Regions from separate parts of the Homo sapiens genome. Here region 2 is linked to region 1. Evidence: chromatin loops called from intact Hi-C (ENCODE). Cell type or tissue: Caco-2. All regions are shown on one strand. Links, peaks and the distances in the headings refer to the core of each region. The heading gives the core; the rest is flanking DNA. Region 1 overlaps TMEM132B (transmembrane protein 132B). Region 2 overlaps AACS (acetoacetyl-CoA synthetase).

Region 1 (9,142 bases), core at 1,927-6,926:
AATGGAATGTAAGCTCCCTGACAGCAGGGGCTACAATGCCAGCACCAACAAGCATGCCTGGCACATAGCAGGTGTTCAACTAAATGCCAGTGGAGTGAACTGGGGCTGTGTCTAAAGGGAGCAGCCTCCACTCCCTGCAGTCCATAGTCACTCCCTGGGAAGAGGACCCAGTGCTACCGGCCCCACTGCTGTTTCAACGAGAAGCCAAAAATCCAGATTTTCATATTAAATCTTCTAGCTCTTAAATATTGGCTCAAAAGTTATTAAAGCACTGGGCTGGCCAAACAGATATGCCCTGGGCTGTATGTGCCACGAGATGCTGGTTGATAACCAGTGGTACAGGAGTTGGTAAACGTTCCTTCCACCGAATGCATCAGGAGCCAGGGCTCACAGACCTGCACAGAGAAACAGGCGGGGCTCTTACTCCAAACACCTCCCCCAGGAGCCTCTGCGAGAAGCATGGGAGGAACGAGCCAATTGCATTTTCACCACTGTTAAATATGTGCTCAGCACAGAAACAATGCGTCCAAGCCCCAGGTGAAATTAATATTCTAATTCAAGTTTCTCACATTGATGAAGGTAGCTGGCTGCCACCAGCTCAGAATGCTAACAACTCGAAATGAATCCCCTGTAGAGGAGCAGAGCGAATGAATGAAGTGGAAGTGGGAGGCAGGTGGCTCTGAGGAAGGGAAGTCTGGGTCCCAAAGCCACCACAAGGACAAGACACAAGGCAACCGAGCAATGGGCTAGTGGCTCTTCCCAAGCCACTGAGCAGAGGAAGACTAAACACCCACACCAAGCACGCTGTCCAGGAGCCAGACCAGAGACTGTGAGGACCTCGTTTATATCAATCAGACCAGGGGCAGTAGTTCACTCCTGTAATCCCGACACTTTGGGAGGCCGAGGTGGGTGGATCACTTGAGACCAGGAGTTCAAGACCAGCCTGGCCAACATGGTGAAACCCTGTCTCTACTAAAACTACAAAAATTAGCCAGGCATGGAGGCACGTGCCTGTAATCCAGCTACCCAGGAGGCGGAGGCAGGAGAATCATGTGAACCCGGGAGGCGGAGGTTGCAGTGAGCTGAGATTGCACCACTGCACTCCAGCCTGCGCTACATAGTGAGACTCTGTCTCAAAACAAACAAACAAACAAACAAAAAATCATAGGCCCCCAAGCCACAGCACCAGGAAAGGGGCATCTGGTGCCTCTGAGGAAGACCAAAGGAATACCATCCCACCAGAAAAAACTAAGCGAAAAAAGCTAAGGGAGCAAGGCCATGGGACCACTGTCTCCTAGCTGTGGGGTCGGGCAGTCCCACCCTCTATCCCACCACTCACAGCCTTTCTGAAGAATCCAGGAGCTAAGAAGCTCCTTCTTCCCCACCCCACCACTCCCCAGACCAGATTCAGGAGGGTTAGAGGCATTTTCGGTGACTTAATGATTAACCCTTACTGAGGGTCCCGCCTGCTGCAATCTTTCTCCAAATAATTTGCGATGGCTTGAAAGCGTGTCTACAAATCCTTTGACGTTCCTCTGATCAAAGGGTGGAGCCAAATTCCCCTCCCCTGGATTATGGGCTGGCTGCTAATGAGTAAAATGCGACGGACGTGGTTTCCAAGGCTGGGTCATAAAAGGCCATACAGCTGCCAGCTGGCTCTGTCTTGAGACACTCACACTGAAGCCCACAGAAGTTGGGCTGCTCTGAAGCTGCCAGGCTGGAGAGACCACATGGAGACAGACAGAGAGGCCCAGCAGCCCCGGCCATGCCCGCCCCAGCTGCTCTGGTCAAGTCACACCCTCCCTCAGCCTCAGGCTCCTTGTCTACAGGGTTGCTGAAAGGATTCATGAGATGCTCCACATAAAGGGCTGAACACCCTGCCTGGCACGTGGTACCCTCACTGAAAGGATTCACAAGATACTCTACACAAAGGGCTAAGGACAGTCCCTGACACATGGAGCCCTCATTGAAAGGATTCACGAGATATTTCATATTAAGAAAGGGCTGAGCACCCTGCCTGACACACGGAGCTCTCATTGAAAGAATTCATGAGATGCTCCACATAAAGGGCTAAGCAGAGTGCCTGGGTACATGGAGCCCTCACCAAAAGGATTCACAAGATATTCCACACAAAGGGCTAAGCACCCTGCCTGGCACACGGAGCCCTCATTGAAAGGACTCATGAGATACTCCACACAAAGGGCTAAGCACAGTGCCTGGTTAATGGAGCCCTCACTGAAAGGATTCATGAGATACTCCACATAAAGAGCTAAGCACAGTGCCTGGTACACGGAGCCCTCATTGAAAGGATTCATGAGATACTCCACACAAAGGGCTAAGCACAGTGCCTGGTTAATGGAGCCCTCGCTGAAAGGATTCATGAGATACTCCACATAAAGAGCTAAGCACAGTGCCTGGTACACGGAGCCCTCATTGAAAGGATTCATGAGATACTCCACACAAAGGGCTGAGCACCCTGCCTGGCACATGGAGCCCTCATTGAAAGGATTCATGAGATACTCCACATAAAGAGCTAAGCACAGTGCCTGGTACACGGAGCCCTCATTGAAAGGATTCATGAGATACTCCACATAAAGAGCTAAGCACAGTGCCTGGTACACGGAGCCCTCATTGAAAGGATTCATGAGATACTCCACATAAAGAGCTAAGCACAGTGCCTGGTACACGGAGCCCTCATTGAAAGGATTCATGAGATACTCCACATAAAGAGCTAAGCACAGTGCCTGGTACACGGAGCCCTCATTGAAAGGATTCATGAGATACTCCACATAAAGAGCTAAGCACAGTGCCTGGTACACGGAGCCCTCATTGAAAGGATTCATGAGATACTCCACATAAAGAGCTAAGCACAGTGCCTGGTACACGGAGCCTTCATTGAAAGGATTCATGAGATACTCCACATAAAGAGCTAAGCACAGTGCCTGGTACACGGAGCCCTCATTGAAAGGATTCATGAGATGCTCCACATAAAGGACTAAGCAGAGTGCCTGGGTACATGGAGCCCTCACCAAAAGGATTCACGAGATATTCCACACAAAGGGCTAAGCACCCTGCCTGGCACACGGAGCCCTCATTGAAAGGATTCATGAGATACTCCACATAAAGAGCTAAGCACAGTGCCTGGTACACGGAGCCCTCACTGAAAGGATTCATGAGATACTCCACATAAAGAGCTAAGCACAGTGCCTGGTACATGGAGCCCTCATTGAAAGGATTCACGAGATACTCTACATAAGGGGCTGAGCACAGTGCCTGGCACAGGGAGCCCTCATTGAAAGATGGCTGCAGTGATAATGATTACTGCCATTTAGTGAATCCAGCAAGTCCACTGACCTAACCGCTCCATCTCAGCCCTAGGTAGGCTGCTTTGGGCATCTGTTATTCCTTTAAGGTTCTCTATACTTCTCAGCCCTTTTTATTCCAATCCCCTGTTATACACAGGAGTTGATAGTTCTTTATATTAAAGTTTCCCTGTTCAAAGTACTCTGTGGAGGTCAGCATATATACTGGAATTTCTCACAGGTCAGCAGATATGGCTACAGCATGCACCAGGGTTTTGCCCTATAGATAGTGTATACTCCATCCATGTCTGCCAACCTATGAGAAATTCTAGTATATATGATACATCCCAATTTTACAAGGGAAGAGGAAAAAATTATACTTTACATCATGTATTAATGAAAAATATTTTAAAGTGCTTTATGGAGAAAACATTTTTTATATATTGGCAGCCAATAGATCATGAGTTCTGGATAGGCAGTAAAATTCTACTAACTCTAGAAAAAAAATTATAAAATCCTATCAGTAAAAATGAATATGCTGGTGTCAGGTAAATGTTTGTATATGTCAAGATGGTCACAGAAGTAACCAATTAACATATAAAATGTTAAAGATATTGGTAAGCTCTACCTCTGATCAGCTCTGTTGCTTGTGATGTGTCATTTCTATGAAGAAGATCCTCTCAAAGCTGTGAAATTCACACTTTCACTGAGATTTCTGTGTGCAGCTGTGCACTGCCTCTAGGGGGTAGCATCAACAATATTTTTGTCTTTGACATTCAGCTTTCCAACCATAAGCCAGGTGCAGTCGATAGAGATAATTTTTGAAACATTTTTGATAGCAGGGGAAGGGATGGGGACAAGGAAGGGCCTCTTGTACCAGTAATTACTGGCAGATGGCTTCCACTCTGTGTCTCACAGCATTCTAGGCACTGGAAGTAAAGCAGGGAAGGAAATAAAAAAATATTCATGCAACTTTGCCCCTGATGAGCTCAGTATAGAGGCAGACGTAAGCTTCTGCACATTCTCCAACCTAGATTTCAGTCAAGCCAAAGCCTTTCAAAGGAGAAGACAGTGCCAGGCAACGGGATCTGAGAAGCCTTCATGGGACTTCACCAGGACTCTCTGGTTGCAAGTGAAAGAAACCCAATTAAGAAAAAGAAATGTGTTGGATCACGTACTGGGGAAGTTCATGATCAAGTTCATATCAGAAACAGCTACTTTGGGGCACTCAAATATGGTCACCAGGAAACTCTCCCTCACTCCCCCTGCACTCCAGGTTTTTCTCCATCCTGCTTCATTCTCAGGCAGTTCCATAATGGTAGATAGCTTCTAGGACAGCCTCCAAAGATCTGGCCTCATGGTGTTCACAGTCTTGTGTAGCCCTCCTTGTGTAACTTCCCTCTAACTGATAGAATGGCTCAACATTGAAGGGACATCACTTCTGTGATCAGAGATTGTTACTCACTGTCTCTGATGAAGCAACCTGCCATATGGAGAGGGCCCCAGGGACAGGAACTGAGAGCAGCCTCTGGCCAACTGTCAGCAAGGGACTGTGGCCCTCAGGGCAAAAGCCCACAAAAACGGAATCCTACCAACCACCATGTGAGCACAGCAGCAGATCATTCCCCAGTCCAGCTTTCAGATGAGACCCAAACCTTAGCTAACACCTCGACTGCAGCCTTGTGAGAGCTTCTGGGGCAGAGGACGGACCTCTGGCAGAGGACCTGGGGCTGTCCCTGGATTCCTGGCCCACAGGAACTGTGAGATAACACATGTGTGCTGCTTTAAGCTGTTAGTCTGCAGTCATTTATTTCACAGCAGTAATGACTTACCTCTAGGCTCACATCCTAACAGATTGGCATCTGCAACAGAAAAGGAAGACTTCTTCCCCAGCGCTTTCAACAAACATCCCAGGGCTGGCCCTCATTGGCCCAGCTTAGGCCATGTGCTCAACCCTGATCCAATCCCTGAGGCCTGAGAGATGGGACGTTCTGATTGGTTGTGTGCAAGTCATGAACTGGCCCATGGGAGGGGGAGGAGAAAGTTTACCAACACCCAAGCCACAGGGATTTACAGCAAGGGAGAAATGGTCCCCCAAAAGAAAATGAGGGTGTGACACCAGGGTGAGGAAGCAGACAAGCTCTATCATATGACAGAATCTGAATACGAAATAATGTGGGAGAAGAGATGAGCAACACCACAGAGACGACCACCAGGGCACATAGTAGGTGTTCACTGAACTCACCGACTGGCAAAGCAGACCAAAGCAGTTGCTGACATTTGTTAAACACTGATGTGATGTCAAGCTTAACTACGTTAAGTTTTTCTTACACAATATCTCCCTTAATCCTCACAACATCTCAAGGGGTAGGAGTTCCTCTTCTCCCCATTCACAGATGAAAATGCTATGGCACAGAGACATTAAGTAATTCACCCAGGGTCACAGAGCTAGCCAGTGGTGGAGCTGGGATTCAAACCCAGGCAGCCTGCTGCCTAAGTTCATGCCCTTAATTTCAGTGATGTACTTCAGTTAGCAAGCATAAGCAGCTAGCAGAGGGGCAAACAGTATATAACGAAGCAGTGAGCGATATAAAGCTGACAGGAAGTGCTGTAGTAGTTCATTCCCTCACCCAAACACTTATTTAAATCTTTCGTGAAGAAAGAAAGGGAGTAAGAGGAGTAAGGAAAACTTGAAGGACAAGAAATATTGAGAAAGAAATTCTAGCACCTTTCTCCCTCATACTGTGCTCTCTGCTACAGTGTGAGAGAAGCAGAATTTAGTCACCCTTGTGAAATGACCTGAGATGACAGGCAAATTGATCAAATAGAAGATGAGGCTGCTTCGGAGCCTGTGTAAATGATGCCAGTGCAAACAGCAAGGCCGACACCTCCTCCCCCAATACTTTTCCCCCTGAAATATGCAGACCCTCTCAGCAGCTCAGCCCATACATTTAAGAGAGAAACACTTAACTGGGCTGGGCATGGGGGGTGGTGGGTGGAGAGAGAAAAAAAAATCAAAGAAATAAAATTTCCATCATAAATTCATAGTGCTTTTTAGACAGTTTTCCATTAGAAACAAATGTGTTTGTGCTAAGTGCTACAGAGGCATAGACCAGAGAACTTAGACGGTGCTCCTATTCTAAGATCAAAGCTCCTAGAATCTGGAGAAATGCCATGAGTAGATGGGCTGGCATTCCAAGACCTCTGAGAATTGTCCACAGCCAGAACCACCAGGCACAGAAACTTGGGAAGCACTGGCTGGGTCCTGCCCTCAAGAAGCTACTCTTGGGCAAGAGGTCTGGATTCTAAGAACAAGTCCCCCTTCTTCCACCATCTCCCAACTGCCCCTAGGCTCGACATTTCTCTGTTAACTCAATCTCCTCAGATGTCAGTTCTTTCTTCTGCCATCACGCAATCATACCCTCACTTTCCTTAAATGTCTAGAGATCTTCAGTGGGTGCTGATCCCTACCCAGTATTCCTGGTGGGTGGGATAGACATTTGCAAATCTTTCTGAACTCCCTTTCTATGCCTGAGGAATCCCCCATCTCATGAGGCAGAGGAAATTCACTAGCTACACCTTGCTATATGCGTGCCATGGAATACTAGCCAGCAATTCAAAAAAAATGAGGTAGTTCTGTATGTACCTGGAAGATGGAGATGAATACTGAAGAGACAAGGGGTATATGTATAAAAACAAACTTAAAACAATGGGATACTATAGACTTCCTACAGGAAAAAATACACAGCAAACCAACAATTGATTACCTCTTGAGAGAATATGAAATTGGTCAAAAAGGACTTCAGGCTTATCTATAATACTTCTAAAACCATTTTTATATATTTGAAAGAGATACATTTATGCATTCAGCAAATTGCTTTTATTTTCCTCCTGGCACCCAGAAAAACGACATGTCCCCAGCCCCCACCTTAGAAGGCAGAATGAAATCACACACACACGAACTCTATTAAGACAAGTGTGGTTGTAACACTGGTGGTTCAAGTCCTTTCTCCAAATGCAATCCTACTTCCTGCCGAGGGATTTACCACAAACTAACAACTTTGTGCCCGGTATCCATTCTTTCCTTCTTCCATGGTAACAGAAACCCGGATTTTTAGCAACCTAAGATAAAGACTGAATTTCTCAGGTTCTCTTGCAGCAAGATGTAGCCATGTGACTCAGTCTTCACCAATGAGATACATGAGGCAGCACCATGGGGCTGCTTCTAGGACTCTTCCTTAAATGACAGTTGATGTGTATCCTCTGCCCTTTTTTTAATCTATACCTTCATCCTGGTGCCTGGGATGGAGATGAGATGGCTGCACCTGTAGCTGTCATTTTGAGCCATGAGGACAAAAATCACAACCTTGAAATGGTAAAAAGGAGGGAGAGTCCATAAGTACTTCATGGAACAGATTCAACTTAACAGTCCTGGGCTACATAACTTCAAAATCTTATTGGAAACTTCTGCTTTTTAAGCCACCACTATTTTAAGTCTCTTCACTCACTGATGAACCCAATCTGAACAGATATGCACAGTACATCAAATCTAGGCTTCCTTGTTCCCCCAGAGATGCCCCAAGCATCATCCTTAATGTGTCACTTGAGCTCACTGTATCACAGCCCCCCAGAACCTACAAACCATGGCAGCAAACTCAGAGAGTTTCCACCTGCTCCAACAGGGACCCAGGAACCCTAAGAGCTGGACTCACAACTTAAATATCAGCATTACCGTAGCTAAGATATCCAACGCATTCTTGGTTTCCTCCCCCTCTCTCTCTCCCCTCCTTTTCCATCAGCCCTGCAAGCATCACCCCTTCATTCCCTCATTGAGGTCAGTAAGGTTAACCACTGGCGTGGGTCCCCACACCTTCCTGCACACTTGTAAAATTATGCAAAAGTGCATACGATGCCGTGTATGTGCCAGTTTCAGGGGCAGCAAACAGCAGTGATTAAGAGCCAAACTCCATCACTACCACTGTGTGCTGCCTCTGAAACAGCACACACACCTGCTTCATGGCAATCCTCTTATTTATACAATATAGAATTCCCAGAAGTGGGATTGCTGGGTCAAAGACCAGATGCTACTCTAATCCATATTGGCAGATTATCTTCCAAGTATTCGTCCTCAACCAAAGCAACCAAAATATGTGTGAAGTCACTGGGCTGGGGTTTCAGAGGTCACACACACAATAAAGAAGCCGGAGGAGCTTTGGAAGCAGCTCAAAGGGCAGCCTCCAGGGGCAGGAGGGAGGCAGCATCAGCTCCTTTCCTGGCATAGGGACCCCAGAGGCATCAATCACATGTGAGTGCTCTCCAGACCTGCCGGTTCTCACCACCCTACTTGGTGGTCTGCAGTAGTAGTTTTTCTTCCTTCTGATGCAAGCATCCATATTTTCCTTTGGGAAATAACCTCTGCTCCTCTCTGGCAACGTGGTTCTAATTCCAGTTCCAGAAATGAGCTTCGGACTTAAGTATGGTCGATCAGATTCCATCCCCACAGTCCCAGTCCCTGGCTGAGGGGTCAGCACATGACCCAAATTACTCCAGTAAAAGTCAGTCCTGGGGTTCTTGCTAGGATGACTAGGAAAGAAACATTCTATTTCCGCTGGTTGGAGGACAGGCTGGAGCCAACTGTGGCCAGCTTTGCCATCAGAAGGGGGGAGGCTGTCTGAGAATTAAGTCAACACAGAGAGAAAAAGAACTAAGAGACCAAGTGGCAGACAGAGCAGAAGACCCCATTAGGAGAGTGTTAAGCCCCTGGACCCAGCCATACCTGAAGCCATTTCCCTCTTAAATTTCCCAGCTCCAAGGATGCCTACATTCCCATTTTTGTCCCT
Region 2 (9,142 bases), core at 1,950-6,949, 110 kb after region 1:
TGAGCTCCTCTGGGGCTCACTGAGTCTTGAGAACTTCTGGCAGCCCCGCCAGTGCTGACTGGACAGGGGGAAGGAAGGCTGAAGTGCTCTCAGGATGCACAGTCATGACAGGAAGGAGGGGTCTTCCTCCAGCTGAACACCTTGGCCACTGCGGAAGGCACGGGAGGAGGCGCAGACCAAGCCAAGCTTCTCTCTACTCCCGCCACTTCCTCTGCCCCTCAGCAAAGTTCACGGCGGGCGGGTGGGGGACAAGGGAATGACTGTGACATTATTACAGAGACGCCCTTGGAGCTGCCCCAACGCACTTTTTTTTTTTTTTTTTAAGTAAAACATTGGCCAACTTCAGCATCAGTTTAAAAAAGTGCATGGGACATACAGGTAACAGGGACTTGGCCCCTGGCCTCAGGACATCAGGCCTTCGGTCACCGTCCACCTCCTCCCTCCTCCATTTCAAGGGTACCCCCGGTACCCCTTCCTCAGTGACGTCCTTGGTGGACAAAGACTATTTCCTACTACTTCTTCTTCTGCTCTAAACTGCTACACAGAGGTGGTTGCAGAAAGCCCCAAAATGGTGCCCCCCAGGAGTCCAGCAGCAACAGGCCGAGTCTGCAGGCAGGTGGCACCCCGGTCCCACCAGCATTTACTCCGCAGGCCACCAGGGCTAGCCCTCCTTGCGTCTGATGCTAACATACACCCTGCCCAAATCCATCAGAAGAACAGAATGCCCAGAAATGGCCCTTCCTGGCACCAAACCCTCCTGGACTGAGAATGCCACCCCTTCCTCCTCCCCAGCCACTTCTGATGGGCAGGAGACTGGGACAGAAGCATCCAGGAGAGAAGTCTTCACCCCCTAGACCAGCGCCTGGGCACTGGCACTGGAACAAGGCATCTAAACAGAAGCTCACCCCCAGCCAGGCAAGCCCCTCTTCCCCATTCTCAGTGCCCAGATGCACCCCCCGAGAGCAAGTGCCTGCCCTTCCTGGAAAGACACCACGTCCACTTAACTAAGTGCATGCACAGCGATTTCTCAGACTCTTTCATGTCCTGCTGGGACTTGGGTGTCCCTCTGTTTACTTCTGACGCTCTCTATGCAAATATCAAGGTAACACATTCAACCTACTCTAAGGCCATGGTCCTTACTCCTCCCTTTCCTGGCCACATGGCCCTGGACAAGGTATCCCTGCACCTGGCTCCCTCCAGCCCCAGCCACCCCTTATGCAAAGTGAGTCCCAACACTCCTGACACCCAAGCTCCCTCACCCACAGGTAAGGGGCCTGTCCAGACCTTGGCTGTGGCGAACACACAAACCACAAATGGCATGTCTACACTGGTGCCCTCTCTGTGCCCGGGATTCTAAGATGGACCGAGAGTTCTTGGTTTAGTGGGGAAGAAATGATTGCCAGTTAAAACATATTGAGCATTTACTGAATGCTTACTATGTGCCAGGCCCCAGTCTGAGCTCATTAGAAGCACTTACTGCCCTTCACAGCCTTAAGAGAGGGGCAATAAGGCTGGGCACAGTGGCTCATGCCTGTAATCCCAGCACTTTGCATCACGAGGTCAGGAGATCGAGACCAGCCTGGCTAACATGGTGAAACCCCGTCTCTACTAAAAATACAAAAAATTAGCTGGATATGGTGGCAGGCGCCTGTAGTCCCAGCTACTTGGGAGGCTAAGGCAGGAGAATGGTGTGAACCCAGGAGGTGGAGCTTGCAGTGAGCCGAGATCGCGCCACTGCACTCCAGCTTGGGAGACAGAGTGAGACTCCGTCTCAGAAAAAAAGAGGGGCAATAGTATCCACTCCCTAACCCTGATAAGGCAGGAACGGGGTGAGTGACTTGCCCAAAGCCTCACAACTGGCCAGAGGCATGGCTGGGCTGCAGCCTGGCTTGTCTGATGTGGGTGCTGGTGCTCCTCACCACTGTGCTGGCTCCACTCAGAAAACACTAATACCGTACATGGAACAGAAAATCAAAACAGCAGAACAGATTCGGGTGCTAAGATACTGCAGCAGACTGAATCAGGAGGAAGAGGAGGAAACCCAGAAAGCCGCTGGAGTCAGCATCTCCAAAGCCCAGCGTCAAGAATAAGCAGGTCCCACAGGGTAGGCGGGAGGGAGAAGAGGCTGTTCTGAACAGAGGACATAGAGATCAACACCCAGGGGCAGGTGGAGTGGGGCCCAGAGGAAGACCTGCCAGGAAGCCTGAGGCCAGGGAAGAAACAGAGAGAGCCAGCCTGGGAGAGCCCCGGAGGGCGGCAGAGAATTTCCACAAGGAAACTGGGATCTCAGAGAACCAGCCCAGTACAGGGTGACCAGGATCTCAAGGTGAAAGGACTGAGCCTGCCAGTGATCTGGGGCTCAAATACCACAGGACCCCAGGCACAGTGACAGTGATCAGGCTACAAAGACGAGTGTTTCTGAATCAGAGGTCTGGCCCCTAGCCCCATGAAAAGACTCAGGGGTCCTCTGACACAGCTGAAGTTTTCCTGGCTGGACCAGCAGGGATCAAGATCTCGAGCATCCAAAACCAGCTGTCAGCCTGTCCTGGCCCAGGAGAGCTGCTCGAGGACAGCTTTCATGTTGCAACAAAACAAACACACCTATGAACATGTGTCTGACCTGAATACGGTGCTTAGCAACCAATCAAGCATTGAAACCAACAGCCGGTGTTGAATCATGGTGACAGCCACCCAGAGCGAGCGAGAATGGCTGTCCTATTTACACACACAGACACACACACACACACACACACACACACACACACACACACACACACGGCCACCTGATGGCACTTCAGGAGGACAAGGCCTGCAGGCTACAGGCTGGGCTCTCTGGTGTGCAGGGATCAGAGGGTGGCCTTCCCTGACATCTCTGAAAATGGCAAAGGCTCAAAGGTAAACAGTGAAACAAAAAACCCAAAGCCATCAAAAGACTCAGGACCTAGAGATCTTGCTGGGGCTGGAAAGGTTGGGAACCCTTAGAACAGAGCACTTCCCCAACCTGGCGATGCCCTTCGAGCCCAAAAGCATTAGTAAGGCAAGCTGAGATGCCCAGGCAGCCAGCAGAGAGCAGGCAGAAGGAGGTGGGCAGTGGTGGGAGAGAGCATGGAATGGGTAGAAGTAAAGCACAGGGGAGTGACGGAGGCCAGAAACGCGTTCCCCCAGTGTCATCGAGTAAAGACGGATGCCCCAGCACTCCCTGGACAGCCCACTGCGGTCTGTGGCTCTGCAGCAGAGAGGGTCCCTTCAGCACCCAGCACAGCCAGCCGAGGAGCTCTCAGTGGACAGGCGTGTGAACCCACGAGTCCAACGGTGCGACTCCATCAACAGAGACCAGAAGTCAACACAGGATTTGTAGGAGAGTGGCAATTTCCCTTTACGATATTCTCTGAGATTCAAAGAAATATAATTTCAAAGCAAGAGAAAACATGATTCCAAAGGGAAGACATTCACGCTTCATTGCAGTTTCTGAAGAGCGCCCCTTACTGAAAATGGGGCACAGTCTGAAGTTTAACATGGTGATGATGGAAATTAAAAACAGGATCTCTTTTTTAAGTAGAGATCTGCAAACCGATGCAGGAACTGTCCACGAGCCCAGAACCCATCAGCCTTGGCTCAGTTCCAGCCCCACCTCATCAGCAACTCCAGGAATTCATCCCTGTTAGTTTTAGCCCCTGAACAAGGATGGTAAATAGAGGGTGAGCAGAGGCTTTCGCGCAGTCGACCTGTGCCAGGTCCTTACTCAGCTCCGACAGCGGGTGTCCAGGTGTCTGTGGGACCAAGCGCTATGAACATGGCATCCACGCAGGCCCTCCCACGCTGGGTGCACACGGCCAGGAGTGCTGCCCAATAATGCCTGCCACGAAGCCACCAAATGCCGACAGACTCCCTGCCAACCGGCTGGATCTCAGTTCGAGTGCGAGTAACGTGCGTCACACACACCCCCGTCTCCGGCAGGATGGAGTCTATACCTCGGACACTAGCAAAATGAGCGACAGAGAGAAGCATCTCAGCAGGAGGGCAGGTGGCCCTGTTTTCTGACCTGAGACGTAGCCGCAGGGCCTGGGACTGTTCACTTCCCAGAAGCTGCGGGAGCCATGGGGTGAGCAGAGCCATGCTGCCATCTAGTGCGCCCAGCAGCTCGGCCAGCACTTCCCACTCCAGAGGTGGCTCGGGGAGGCGGTGATTCCAGAAAACCCTGGACCAACCCCGGCCAGGAAGCAGTGTCCCCGAGACCATGTTTGCTACAGAGCCATGCATCCCTCCTGAGTCCTTCCAGGATGGGCAGATCCTGCCGGACTGGAGTCAGCGGGGAGTGACGTGCACAGGACAATGACCCAGCGAGGCTGGATGCAGCTGTGAGACAGGCTGGGGTCCAGCCCTGCCACTGCAGCCATGCAGAGTCAGAGGCTCTCCCTCTCTCCACCCCCTGGCCTCAGACAAACCACCAAAGGCCGATTCCAGTTGCTCTGATATCACCTCTCCAGGGGGAGGAGGCTACACTCCAGCTCTGGGAGGCCATGATCACTCCCCTGCCACACACGGCTCTCCCAGCCTCTCACAACCCGTTTACAAAAGGTTAGTCATAATTTAACTCAAAACACACCCATCTCCCGACTAGTTCAAACAGTAGCTAACACTTACTGGGCTGGCCTGGAGGGTCACACCCTGTCCCCGGCTCCACACAAACGTGGCTCCTGCCATCTGTGCAGTTGCACTAACACTGCTGCCATTCTCCCTCTGGGGACACCAGGGCACTTGCCCATGGACACTGATCAAGGAAGCCACATGGAGCAGAGGCAGCCAGCCTGCCCGGCCTTGAGCACACCCTGCCATCCTGCCGTCTCACCCTGGGGCCCTTCCCTCTGCCCTGGACAGCCTGGCTCAAGGTCGGCTGAGGGGTCTGAGTGTCCAGTCCGGAACTCCACCCCTCCAGACCCTCCCACAAGGACACCATTGGCCCCAGCAGCCCAGGCAGCCCCCACAGAGGGCCCTAGGGACAGGAGAGGCCACAGGTTGAGTTTCTGTCTAGGTCAGTCCCTGCTGACCTGGGGAGGTCCTGGGGTGAGATGGCCTGGGAAAGAACACAGGAAAGTTCCAGAAGGCAGGGCACGGCCATCCAGCCACACAGTACAGATCTACAAGGTGGCCACGCCCTCCCTGAACCCAGCAGGGCTCCATCATCAGCCCAGCTGGTGCTGCGGCCTGATGCACGGCTGGCCAGTCTCACTCCTCTGGGCCTGTGTCTGATCTCTCCTCCCACGGTGTGGAGAAAGGACACTCCTCCTCCAAAACCTTACTGAAAAAGCAAGCCTCTAAGTAGACATGATTTCTAAGCTCACACCCAAAAGCCTCACCTGTGGACAAGCACAGACACCAACTCCGGGCACTGGGTTTTAAAGGGCCAGCGGCCACACCTGCAGCTGGTGCTGCTGACTGACGGACGGCACAGGGCCTGGCCCAGAACAGAGGCAGCTGGCACCAGGAGGAGCGGTCAGGGACACGGATGCTGCATGTCCTGTAACAGGTTCTCATGGCTCCTGAAGGTCCCTGACGCTCAAGGCTCTGCAGCCAGGAGAGGGCCCTGGCTGGGGAGTGGGGGCCCCAGGAAGACCCGCTCTGCGGCTGCTTCATTTGCCCCGTGGAAAGACCTATAGGCTGGGGGGCCCCAGTGGGGATCAGCACATGCTTCCGGCCCTGCCTGGGCCACTCTGGGCAGCTGGACACACCCTGGGGTGGTTTGGGGACAGAGAGGCCACCCTCCCGGAGTGCACACCCACACAGTACGGGTCCAGAGGAAGGGGCTGGTAACAGCAGAAACCAACACAGGGAGGTCCTGGGGAACTTCTGCAGGCAGGACTTTGAGAACAAAAATCTAGAGAACTCTCTTCAGAGGACATACACTTAGCAAACCTCACGTGGTCACTAAATCCCAGGTGAGGAAGACAGGGCTCGACCTTACTAGACCTTAACAACACTGGGTGCTGCATACGCCACCTGCCCACGTCTTCGATGAACACGGCGAGGAGTGGGGGAACGTCAGGACTGCTTGAAAGGAAGAACCAGACGCAAGTCCTTCTGGCTTCTTTCCCCATAGAGGCAGCTGCAACGCCACCTCCTCCCGCTGGGCTCACGCTGCTGTCCGGCTCCCCTGGGAATTCAGCCCATGCAGCCCCTGCCCAGGATGCTCACAGGGCAAGGGGTGCCCCCTCTGTCACAGACCCTGACTCACATTCACACCGAAGTCCGGGGACGTGGAGCTCCAGATGGCACCAATGCTTGCCGCAGCCAGCATCGCCTCGACAGCGTGCTCACTGTTGGGTAAATAACCTGTGGAGAAAACATAGGAAGAAGCCTTGGGTTCAGGGTGTATGGGAGGTAGCAGATGTCCAAAAGGTTTCTCTGAGAGCCAAGGTCAGAGTGGGAAGGGGGCTGGCCTTGAACTGCCTGAGGATCCTGACCACCAGCCCCCGCCCAGATGAATCGCCTGCTGCCAGCCTGTCAACTCCCCACCATCCCCCTGCAATCCATTCTCCATGCTCTGATGACAATGACCCCGTGGGCTCTCCTCCCTCTGCTCCCCATCCCTCCCTGGGATCTGGTCACAGCAGCCTTCTTCCGACTCCTCAGTTGTCCTAATCACCTCCTGCCTTTGCACAGCTGTCTGATCTGCTGAACACTCCTCCACGCACACCAGCAGTCTCCACTCAGTGTGCGCTCATCCTGCAGCTCTTCACTCAAATGAAACTTCCTCAGAGCAGCCTTCTCCAAGGCTGTCTTGCCCCCAACCCGGTGAACTCAGGTCCCCCAACTAGTTACCTGCAAAGCACACTGTATTTCTCCTTCACCAAACTTAGCATAACTGCAAATGAATAATCACCTGTGTAACTGGCCGTCTAGTATCTGGTTCTCACATGAGGGCTGGGACTTTGCCTGTCTTGTTCTTTGCTTTACCAAATGCCTTTTACCATGCCCTGCACATCAAGGGTCCTCATATATTTGCCGGCTGGCAGATGGATGGATGGATGGATGATGGATGAGGAATGATGAATGGAGGATGGATGGATGAATGAATGGACGGATGACAGATGGAGGATAGATAAATGGATGGAGAGATGGATGATGGGTGAATGGGTAGGCAGAGAGAAGAATGTATAGACGGATGGATGATGTATGAGGGATGATGAATGGAAGATGGATGGATGAATGGATAATGAGTGAAGGATAGATGAGTGGATGGAGAGATGGAAGATGGGTGAATGGGTAGGTAGAGAGAAGAATGTATAGACAGTTGGATGGATAGTTGGATGGATGGTGGATGAGGATGATGAATGGAAGATGGATGAATGGGTAGATGATGGGTGGAGGATAAATGAATGGATGAATAGATGGATGACGGATAAATGGGTAGGTGGAGAGAAGAATGTATAGACAGTTGGATGGATGGATGGTAGGATAAATGATGGATGAGGGATGATAAATGGAAGATGGATGGATGAATGGGTAGATGATGGGTGGAAGCATAATAAATGGATGGATAGATGGATAATGGGTAAATGGGTAGATGGAGAGAAGAATGTATAGACAGGATGGATGGATAGATGGATGGATGATGGTGATGGATGATAAATGGAAGATGGATGGATCAATGGGTAGATAATGGGTGGAGGATAGATGAGTGGATGGATAGATGGATGAGGGATGGATGGGTAGGTGGAGAGAAGAATGTATAGACAGATGGATGGATGGATAGTTGGATGGATGATCTATGAGGGATGATGAATGGAGGATGCATGGATGAATGGGTAGATGATGGGTGGAGGATAGATAAATGGATGGATAGATGGATAATGGGTAAATGGGTAGATGGAGAGAAGAATGTATAGACAGGATGGATGGATGGATGGATAAATGATGGTGAGGGATGATAAATGGAAGATGGATGGATGGATGGGTAGATGATGGGTGGAGGATAGATGAAGGGATGGATAGATGGATGACGGATGGATGGGTAGGTGGAGAGAAGGATGGATAGATGGATGGACAGATGGATGGGTTGATGGATGGCTGCACAGACAGGTGGACTGGTGGATGGTTGGTTGGATGGATAGAGAGGAGAGGGAATGAAGAACACAAGCAGTACTGTCAAGAGCCATATTCAAGCCTATAAGGGGCAGAGGTCCTCAGGCCCTCCATCTCCTAGCAGGCTGGCTTTCATGACAACAGAGGCAGGGAATCCTCATGGCCACAGAGACTATGATCAATTAACCAGATCACTCTACACATTCCAGAGGAAAGGACCTGTACAGTAGGGCAGAAGGCAGTCACGAGACGAAGGGCCATGAACAAGGCCTCATCAGAGCGAGGTGCAGCTACCCAGGTGTGCCCCCAGGGGTCCCTAGTCAGCTGGCTCCCTTTTTCCCTCCTTCTCCCCCCTGCAGTGGGTGTTTCTGTTTGTCTGGATTCACACGCGACTCCCCTGCTGGGCCATAAGCATCCAAGGGGCAGGGGTCACACCACCATGGGGTTCCACCCACATCCGGCAGATGGTTGGTGTTGGCTGAGTTTGCAGCGAAGATGAGACTTGGCTATGAGCGTAAACTGAAGCATCTCAACACTGTCACCCCCAGGGTCAGGGCAGGACTCGGTGCCCAGGGGAGGCTGCTTAACCATCTGACTCCATGTGGCTGACAAGTGAGGAGGAGCTGGCCCTTCTCCCATGGTACATCAGACGCCAACCCTGGGAACCACTTCACAGACAAAGGAAAACGGAGCTAGGCGCAGCTTTAACTCCATCTTTTGAAGACTCTAAAGCATCCAACCCCATTTTAATCATTTTCTAGTGTTTTCTGGAAAACTCAAAGTCCCAAATCCTAGTAACTATGATCAGGTCAAATCCGTATCCAACTGAGACCCACAAAATGGCTGGGGCACAAGGAACCAGCTCACCTCTGAAGGGTCCAGGGCATCGCGGCCAGGCGTCTCCTCAAAGAAAGCATAGCTCACAGGGACCTTGGCTGTCCCCAATATAACCTGTTTTGTCTCTCCTTCACTCAGAAACGTTTGCTTCAAAAGATTTTTTTAAATGAGAATTGGGAGGGAAGAAAAAAACTGGGGACAGAACATTTTGCATTCCTTTGCA

Evidence for each region. A loop is a pair of places that touch in the nucleus more often than their neighbours do. Peaks named below come from ENCODE experiments on the same cell type or tissue, not always from the same donor. Only the 100,000 strongest peaks of a DNase experiment are listed, where the experiment ranks them.
Region 2: a loop joins it to region 1, with 4 times the contacts of the local background. A loop is called at or near these places in 2 of 110 quality-filtered maps.

What each region holds. Positions count from the first base shown.
Region 1 is chr12:125,198,250-125,207,391 of GRCh38, reverse strand. All of the region lies in intron 1 of TMEM132B (transmembrane protein 132B), which reads right to left. Among named protein-coding and RNA genes, the nearest start is that of TMEM132B, 16 kb to the right of the region's middle. RefSeq lists a silencer at 271-521. In Caco-2, for the core only: a CTCF peak has its summit at 4,038 (motif pointing right); no DNase peak of the experiment used is centred there.
Region 2 is chr12:125,088,614-125,097,755 of GRCh38, reverse strand. AACS (acetoacetyl-CoA synthetase) reads right to left here. Exons shown (of 18, transcript NM_023928.5): 5 at 6,233-6,330. Among named protein-coding and RNA genes, the nearest start is that of AACS, 28 kb to the right of the region's middle. RefSeq lists an enhancer at 6,184-6,685. In Caco-2, for the core only: no CTCF peak of the experiment used is centred there; a DNase peak (open chromatin) is centred at 4,575.